Linked DNA regions of Homo sapiens: region 2 is linked to region 1. A link is an interaction called in ENCODE POLR2A ChIA-PET data of the cell type or tissue named here. Cell type or tissue: OCI-LY7. All regions are shown on one strand. Links, peaks and the distances in the headings refer to the core of each region. The heading gives the core; the rest is flanking DNA.

What was found. ChIA-PET counts read pairs that join two places held together with the same protein. Peaks named below come from ENCODE experiments on the same cell type or tissue, not always from the same donor. Only the 100,000 strongest peaks of a DNase experiment are listed, where the experiment ranks them.
Region 2: POLR2A ChIA-PET joins it to region 1 with 13 read pairs; 3 of 35 experiments call an interaction of 5 or more read pairs at or near these places.

Annotation. Positions count from the first base shown.
Region 1 is chr11:67,233,011-67,237,010 of GRCh38, reverse strand. All of the region lies in intron 12 of KDM2A (lysine demethylase 2A), which reads right to left. Among named protein-coding and RNA genes, the nearest start is that of GRK2, 31 kb to the left of the region's middle. In OCI-LY7, for the core only: no CTCF peak of the experiment used is centred there; no DNase peak of the experiment used is centred there.
Region 2 is chr11:66,596,572-66,601,463 of GRCh38, reverse strand. It overlaps CCS (copper chaperone for superoxide dismutase), which reads right to left. Exons shown (of 8, transcript NM_005125.2): 3 at 2,211-2,348; 4 at 1,828-2,005; 5 at 915-975. Among named protein-coding and RNA genes, the nearest start is that of CCS, 5.8 kb to the right of the region's middle. In OCI-LY7, for the core only: no CTCF peak of the experiment used is centred there; no DNase peak of the experiment used is centred there; H3K27ac peaks cover 749 bases.

The DNA.
Region 1 (4,000 bases), core at 1-4,000:
TTTCTCTGTGCCCTGTGTCATGCCAGGCACCTACAAACCTGGACTGCACTTATTTCCTATTTCTTAGCCCACTTTTATATCTGCTTTGCCACTGAACTCTAAGGCTCTTGAGGGCTAGGACCACGGCATGTCTGCATAGTTTCCTTAACATTCAATCTGATTCCTGACACAGAGCAGGCAGGCATTATTCAGAGCGGTGGAATAAGTGAATTTCATAGATTTGTAACATCTAACTTTTTTCTGGCTGTAATAATGCACTGCTTATTAAGTATTTTACTAATCTTGTTAATTTTAACAACAATCTCACAGATATTTTATAGAGGAGAAAATAGGTTTCCATAAATTTAGTAACTTACCCAAAAGTCACAAAGTATGATTGGCAGGCTTATCAAAATGTTTAGAGAAAACAGGAAAGTCGAAAAGTATTCAACAATATTGAATTTGCTTTATTAAGTGAGCTGGGCCGCCAGATATATTGTTATATAAAAAGCTTCTTTTATATATGCATATATATTAAGAACTACTTTATCACCAAAATAAATACCAACAAAAACAACAATCTGATTAAAAACTCAAATTGTGGCTGGGCGTGGTGGCTCATGCCTATAATCCTAGCACTCTGGGAGGCCTAGACAGGCAGATCACTTGAGGTCAGGAGTCAAGACCAGCCTGGCCAACATGGTAAAACTCCATCTCTACTGAAAATACAAAAATTAGCCAGGCGTGGTGGCACACACCTATAATCCCAGCTACTCAGGAGGCTGAGGCAGGAGAATCACTTGAACCCGACAGGCGGAGGCTGCAGTGAGCCTAGATCACGCCACTGCACTTCGGCCTGGGTGACAGAGCAAGACTTCATCTCAAAAAACAAAAAAACCACAAATTCTTCCAGTTGACTACTACTATCCTATTGTGCCCTGCTATTAGCAGGCTGGGATGTACCCTTTTAGATTCCTCTGCAATGCACAAATACGCATACACTTTTTCTTACATTAATGGGATGGTACTATACATACTGTTACATGTCCTACCTTTTTATTCAACATATATCAAGAATACAACTTTCCAATTTTAGAAATGTTAAGGATATCTTGGCCGGGCGCAGTGGCTCACGCCTGTAATCCCAGCACTTTGGGAGGCCAAGGCAGGTGGATCGCAAGGTCAGGAGTTCAAGACCAGCCTGGCCAACATGGTGAAACCCCGTCTCTACTAAAAATACAAAAATTAGCTGGAGTGGTGGTGCGTGCCTGTAGACCCAGTTACTCAGAGGCTGAGACAGGAGAATCACTTGAACCCAGGAGGTGGAGGCTGCAGTGAGCCGAGATGGCGCCACTGCACCCCAGCCTAGGTGACAGAGCAAGACTCTGTCTCAAAAACAAAACAAAACAAAACAAAACAAAACAAAAAAGCAGCCGGGCGCGGTGTCACGCCTGTAATTCCAGCACTTTGGGAGGCAGAGGCGGGTGGATCATCTGAGGTCAGGAGTTCAAGACCAGCCTGAACAACATGAAGAAGCCCAGTCTCTACTAAAAATACAAAATTAGCCAGGGTGGTGGTGCATGCCTGTAATCCCAGCTACTCGGGAGGCTGAGGCAGGAGAATTGCTTGAACCTGGGAGGTGGAGGTTGTGGTGAGCCAAGACTGCGCCATTGCACTCCAGCCTGGGCAAAAACAGTGAAACTCAGTCTCAAAAAAAAAAAAAAAAAAATTCTCATAGTAGGAAAACCCTATTCTACCTATGTACACTTTCAAGAGTCAACATTACCCACAACCCCTCCCAAACAGAACCTCATACACACGCTGATAGCTTTACCAGTTTACCGGTAAGGCAATACTTCCTTTCTTTTTTCTTTTTTTTTTTTTTTTGAGATGGAGTCTTGCTCTGTCACCCAGGCTGGAGTGCAGTGGTGCCATCTGGGCTCACTGCAAGCTCCGCCTCCCGGGTTCACGCCATTCTCCTGCCTCAGCCTCCCAAGTAGCTGGGAATACAGGCGCCCGCCAAGACACCTGGCTAATTTTTGTATTTTTTCTAGAGACGGGGTTTCACCATGTTAGCAAGGATGGTCTTGATCTCCTGACCTCATGATCCGCCCGCCTCAGCTTCCCAAAGTGCTGGGACTACAGGCATGAGCCACCATGCCCGGCCTACTTTCTTTTTGAGACAAGGTCTCACTCTTTTGCCCAGACTGGAGTGCAGTGGTGAGATCACAGCTCAGTGAAGCCTCAACTTGCCCAGCTCAAGTGATCCTCCCACTTCAGCCTTCCACGTAGCTGGGATCACAAACACACACCACCACACCTGGATAATTTTGTATTTTTGTGGAGGTGAGGTTTCGCCACGTTGCCCAGGCTGGTCTCAAGAGATCTGCCTGCGTCTGCCGCCTAAAGCACTAGGACAAGAGGTGTGAGCCACTGGGCTCAGCCCAAGTCAGTACTTTTTAATGTCCTATTTTTTCACTTAATCCTCTTCCAACTCTATATTCTATGACTTGTTCTTCAACGCCTTAGAACCTAAAAAAAGCCCTTTTATCACAGCACTGAAATGCACTATTTTTCCTTGGAATATTATGAATATCTCATCTACCACTTTTCCCCTCATCTCTTCTACTAATTATTCCTGAAAGCCAGATAGGTTACAACAGCAAACAATTCCTTTCTCTGCAGGAAGGGTAAACTGTACTAGCTTTGTCCCCCACTGAAGTATAGCCATCAGTGCTATAAGCACCAAGTTTTCTAGCACTTGAAAGTCCCCAGCTGTGCAGTGATTCAGCAGCTACCCAATCTAATGCTTTTTTCTTTTGAGTGATGCTTAGATTCTCAAGGTATTCAAGCTCTAAGCTTGCTATATCTTTTCTGAGATTTAGCATAACTGATCAAATATAGGAATAATTAATCTATTTGATCTTAAGTGAAACTACACCTGCAGAGCTGGAATCTAAATCTGTTGTCTTCTGACGTCAGCTACATTTTGACTGTGGTTTTGGGTAAACGAGAAGCTGTGGACAAGTCTCTGGAGGGAGAATTCAAACACTGTCGGCCTGTGTAGTCATCTCACTGGCTACTTGTTCCTCATGCTCTGGCCTCTGCCACTATATCTTAGCCAGTGATGGCAGTCACGTTTTTCAGTGGTCCCTGATAAACACAAGCAAGCTATCTCCGGACACTTTTCATAATGCTAAGCCTCCTCTTTAGATGTCTCTTCTTAACTCCCCTCTCTTCTTGCTGACTCTGCTTAATATTTAACCCAAATCTTTCTACTTTTTCCTTTGGTATACCATTGTACCACCCTTTCACCTCAAATCTCCTTATTTAGCTACTTTAGTTAAACTACTCCAATGGATTTGTTGTTGTTGTTGTTGAGACAGGGTTTCACTTCCATCACCCAGGCTGGAGTGCAATGGCGCAATCTCGGCTCACTGCAACCTTTGCCTCCCAGGTTCAAGGGATTCTCCTGCCTCAGCCTCCTGAGTAGCTGGGATTACAGGTGTCTGCCACCACACCCAGCTAATTTTTGTATTTTTAGTAGAGACGGGGTTTTACCATCTTGGCCAGGCTGATCTTGAACTCCTGACCTCGTGATCTACCTGCCTCGGCCTCCCAAAGTGCTGGGATTACAGGCATGAGACATCGCACTGAGCCTTTTTTTGTATTTTTAGTAGAGATGGGGTTTCACCATGTTGGCCAGGCTGGTCTCGAACTCCTGACCTCAGGTGATCCTCCCACCTTGGCCTCTCAAAGTGCTAGGATTACAGGTGTGAGCCACTGTGCCTGGCCCCCCTAAATTTATAAAATGGCTTAAAAGTAGCTTAAAATAATCTATGTGAGGTTTTCAAAATAACATTACAACTTGTAGATTAGCTTTCTAATATACATACCCATTGTTCCAAACACTGATTTAAAAATAAAATTGCTATTTCCAGCTTTACAATTCTTGGTCTTCACATTAATTGTTACTTAGGAGGAAAGACTTAAAATAATTTCCTCCAGTTTAGATAGCTCA
Region 2 (4,892 bases), core at 771-4,770, 640 kb after region 1:
CACATACCATGGTTTCAATTGTTTTGTGGCACAAGGTTGCAAACCCATCAAGATAGAAAATAGCCCAGTCAGAGCCGGGCACAGTGGCTCACGCCTGTAATCCCAGCACTTTGGGAGGCTGAGGTGGGTGGATCACTTGAGGTCAGGAGTTCAAGACTGCCTGGCCAACCTGGTGAAACCCCATCTCTACTAAAAATACAAAAATTACCCGGGTGTGGTGGTGTGCACCTGTAGTCCCAGCTATTAGGGAGGCTGAGGCAGGAGAATCGTTTGAACTTGGGAGGCGGAGGTTGCAATGAGCTGGGACTGCGCCATTGCACTCTAGCCTGGGCAATAAGAACAAAACTCCATCTCAGAAAATAAAATAAAAAAACCAAATGATTGAGTAACTAAAAATACAACTAGTACTCAGATAAGGCAAAAATCATTAAGGCAACACACAATTCCCTGAAGATTGGGAAATGATTCTCTGCTGAAAAATGAAACTCCAGGACCGGGGTGTTAGGGAACACCAGGGACAGCCTTTTCAGTTTAGGTAAAACCCTCAACTTCCATATTTCACTTCCTCCCACTGCCCCTGCCCCTCAGGCAGATGAACTATTCACTGTGGGCTCCAGGACCTCTTGCAGGCTCCTGCAAGGATGATCTCACTGCCTGGAAACCATGGAATTCAGTAATCTCCCCCAGAGACTGTGTGCTCCTTGGGTCAGGCACTGGGGCTGTAATCTATTGTATCCCCTGGGCCTTGATCACAGAAAGTGTCAACAAATGTTTCCAAACTCAGCAAAATAAAATGAGAGGAAAAGACTCCACCAAAAAGGAATCACACTGTTATGATCCCAAGAGCTGCCTGCCCTGCCTCTGAGACTTTGGGTCCTCTCTCAGCCCAAGCCCAAACCCAGACAGACACTTACCCGGTCAGAGTCCTGGGGGCCCCCATGAGATGCTCCATCAGGGTTAAAGTGATTCCCACAGCTAAGAAAGAAAGGAAACAGGTGGGCAGGAAAGCAGCTCACAGGCCAGGTGCTCTACCCTCTCATCTATTTATATTTGCTTCATTCATTCATTCATTCATTCATTCAACAAACAGGCCTACTCTGTGCTGGGCTTTGGGTAGAGGGCACCGAGAAGAATCAGACATGGGTCCTGTCCTGAATAAGCTTCTGGCTCAGGGGACTCACAGATGAGTAAACAACTAGTTATATCACAGCATGACAAACACCATGGCATGGGGACCCTTCCTTTGCTGTGTCCAGAAGTCCCCTTCCATCTCAGAGGCAGTAAGGTGGTTATAAGCAGGACCTTCAAGATCAGATTTTATTTTTTTTCTTGAGACAGAGTTTTGCCCTGTCACCCCTGAGCTGGAGTGCCGTGGTGCAATCTCAGCTCACCACAACCTCCACCTCCTGAGTTCAAGTGATTCTCCTGCCTCAGGAGATTACGGGCCTCCCTAGTAGCTGGGATTATGGGCACATGCCACTGCACCTGGCTAATTTTTTTTTGTATTGTTAGTAGAGATGGGGTTTCACCATGTTGGCCAGGCTGGTCTTGAACTCCTGACCTCAGGTGATCCGCCCACCTCAGCCTCCCAAAGTGCTAGATTACAGGTGTGAGCTACTGTGCCCAGCCAAGGTCAGATCTTGACTCAAACCCCAACTCTACCTTTTACCTGCTGTGGACCTTTGGCAAGTCATTTAACCTCTGTGAGCCTCAGTTTCCTCATCTGGAGGTTGTGCCTGTGTGTATGTGCCTCACAGAGTATTGGTGAGGGCCCAGTGTGAAAATGTGTAGCTGAGAATGCTACTGGGGAGACTTCAGACAACTCACCTGTTGCAGTTGTTTGTAAGGTCCCCGTACTGATGGACGTGGAGTCCATGCAGCCCAGGCTCCAGGCCGTCAATAGTTCCCTCGATGAGGCAGCGCTCAGGGGTCAGCTGTAGGAAGCGCACCACCCCCTGCACGGTGCCAGGCCCCCCCAGGATGGCCACTGCTGCCCCCAGATTCTCTGCAAGGTATTAGACACTTGGGCTGGCTTGCCACCTCACCCAGCACACCTCTTCAGCAGCTCGGGAAGGGCAGGGAGTCTCACATAATTTTCACACCTTCCTCAAAGCCACTCCAACCCAGAGCCTGAGAATCCTATGATTAGATTTGTACCAGCTCTGAGCCACCTCCCTCCGAGAGGGGCCAAGGCCACAGTGGTCACTCACGCAACTGGCCGCTGCCCATGCCCTTGAGTACCGCCTGCCGCCCCGTGCCTTCCAGGAGAGCCTGCACCTCCTGGCTGGGTAGAGTGGTGTGTACCAAGACCATCTGGTCCTCCAAGTGCACCTCCACATCCTGGACACCTGGCAAGAAAGAGAGGGAAGAGGGCAACAGAGGCTGGCACCCAGTGCTGGCAGCAGGGAACAGAAAAACAGACAGCAATTCTCCATCCCCATTTCCACCAAACTTCCCATGGTCAGAGGCAAGCTACTTCGTAACTGTGTAACCCTGAGTAAGCCTCTTCACTTCTGAGTCTGTCTCTTTTCATATAAATGGGGATAATGCCACCTTGCCCCCAGGATTTCTGTGAGTTCTAATACACGCCAGGCATTATTTATAACTTTGGAAACATACATCATTCTTTTTAAAGCAGTGTTTTGTTTTTTTTTTAAGTGGGCTATCCATAGTGGCATTATTCACAATAGCCAAAAGATAAAAATAACCCAAATGCCCATCAACTAATGAACAGATAAAATGTGGTATCCATACAATGAAATACTATTCAGGAACGAAGTGCTGATACATGCTACAACATGGACGGACCTTGAAACATTATGCTACAAGAAAGCCAGTCACAAAGCCACATATATAATGCCATGTATATTAGATATCTAGAATAGGCAAATCCACAAACAGAAAATATTCTTCCTGTAGGAGATAGCTTAAAAAATATTTTTTTTTTTTTGAAACAGAGTCTCTCTCTGTTGCTCAGGCTGGAGTGCAGTGGCACGATCTCAGCTCACTGAAACCTCCATCTCCCGGGTTCAAGCGATTCTCCTGCCTTAGCCTCCCGAGTAGCAGGGACTACAGGCACACACCACCACCATGCCCAGCTAATTTTTTTGTATTTTTTTCTTTTAGTAGACATGGGGTTTCACCATGTTGGCCAGGCTGCTCTCGAACTCCTGACCTCAGGTCATCTGCCTGCCTCAGTCTCCCAAAGTACTGAGATTACAGGCATGAGCCATCACGCCTGGCTGTGGCCTAGGATTTCTTTATGAAGTGATAAAAATGTAAAACTGACAGTGGAGAGATGGTTGTACAACTCTGAAAATACTACAAACAGATGAACTGTATCCTTTAAATGGGTGAATTTTTTTTCTTTTTTTTTTTTTGAGACAGAGTCTCGCTGTGTCACCCAGGCTGGAGTGTAATGGCACAATCTCGGCTCACTGCAACCTCAGCCTCCCAAACTGTTGGGACTACAGGCGTGAGCCACTGCGCCTGGCCTAAATGGGTGATTTTTATAGTACATGAATTATATCTTTTTTTATTTTCAAGATGGAGTCTCGCTTTGTCACCTAGGCTGGAGAGCAGTGGCATAATCTTGGCTCACTGCAACCTCTGCCTCCTGGGTTCAAGCAAGCCTCCCAAAGTGCTGGAATTACAGGCGTGAGCCACTGTGCCTAGCTGCCCAGCCTATGAATTATATCTTTTTTTTTTTTTTGAGACAGAGTCTCACTCTGTCGCCCAGGCTGGAGTGCAGTGGCGCCATCTGGGCTCACTGCAAGCTTCACCTCCTGGGTTCACGCCATTCTCCTGCCTCAGCCTCCCGAGTAGCAGGGACTACAGGCGCCCGCCACCAAGCCCGGCTAATTTTTTGTATTTTTAGTAAAGACGGGGTTTCACCGTGTTAGCCAGGATGGTCTCAATCTCCTGACCTCGTGATCTGCCCGCCTTGGCCTCCCAAAGTGCTGGGAATACAGGCATGAGCCACCACACCTGGCCTTTTTTTCTTTTTGAAATGGAGTCTCGCTCTGTCACCCAGGCTGGAGTGCAGTGGCACAATCTCGGCTCACTGCAAGCTCCACCTCCTGGGTTCTAGCCATTCTCCTGCCTCAGCCTCCCGAGTAGCTGGGACAACAGGTGCCCGCCATCACGCCCAGCTGATTTTTTGTGTTTTTAGTAGAGACAGGGTTTCACCGTGTTAGCCAGAATGGTCTCGATCTCCTCACCTCATGATCTGCCTGCCTCAGCCTCCCAAAGTGCTGGAATTACAGGTGTGAGCCACTGCGCCCAGCCGAATTATATCTTAATAAAGCTATTACACACATAAAAGGCAGGGACTATTGCCATCATTAGTAGAGCTAACACTTACTGGGCATGGACGGTGAGCGAATCCTGTGTTTTACCTGTCTTAACATATTTGGTACTCCTACTAAGCCTCTAAGTTAGGTACAATGATCCCCATTTTACAGATGAGAAAACTGAGGCACAGAAAGATGAAGAAACTTGCTCAAAGTCGCACTGTAGTAAGTTGTGCAACTGGACCTCTGACCATGCAGCCTAGCTCCAGAGCCCCAGCACTTAACCCAGATATTGTACTCACCCTAGGAAGCAGCCCTTAGGCTCCAAGCTGGGTTAGGACCACACCCCTTGTGGTCCTGTAGCAGCTCACACTCCCCCTCCTGTAATTCACATTGCACTGACTACAATCCTGTTTCACTCCTAGGCCGCCAGCTCTGTGAGGGCAGGAGCTCTGTGAGGTCCACAAGGGTCAAGTTCAAAAGTCAGTTGTCGGCCGGGCGCGGTGGCTCATGCCTGTAATCCCAGCACTTTGGGAGGCCAAGGTGGGTGGATCACAAGGTCAGGAGATCGAGACCATCCTGGCTAACACGGTGAAACCC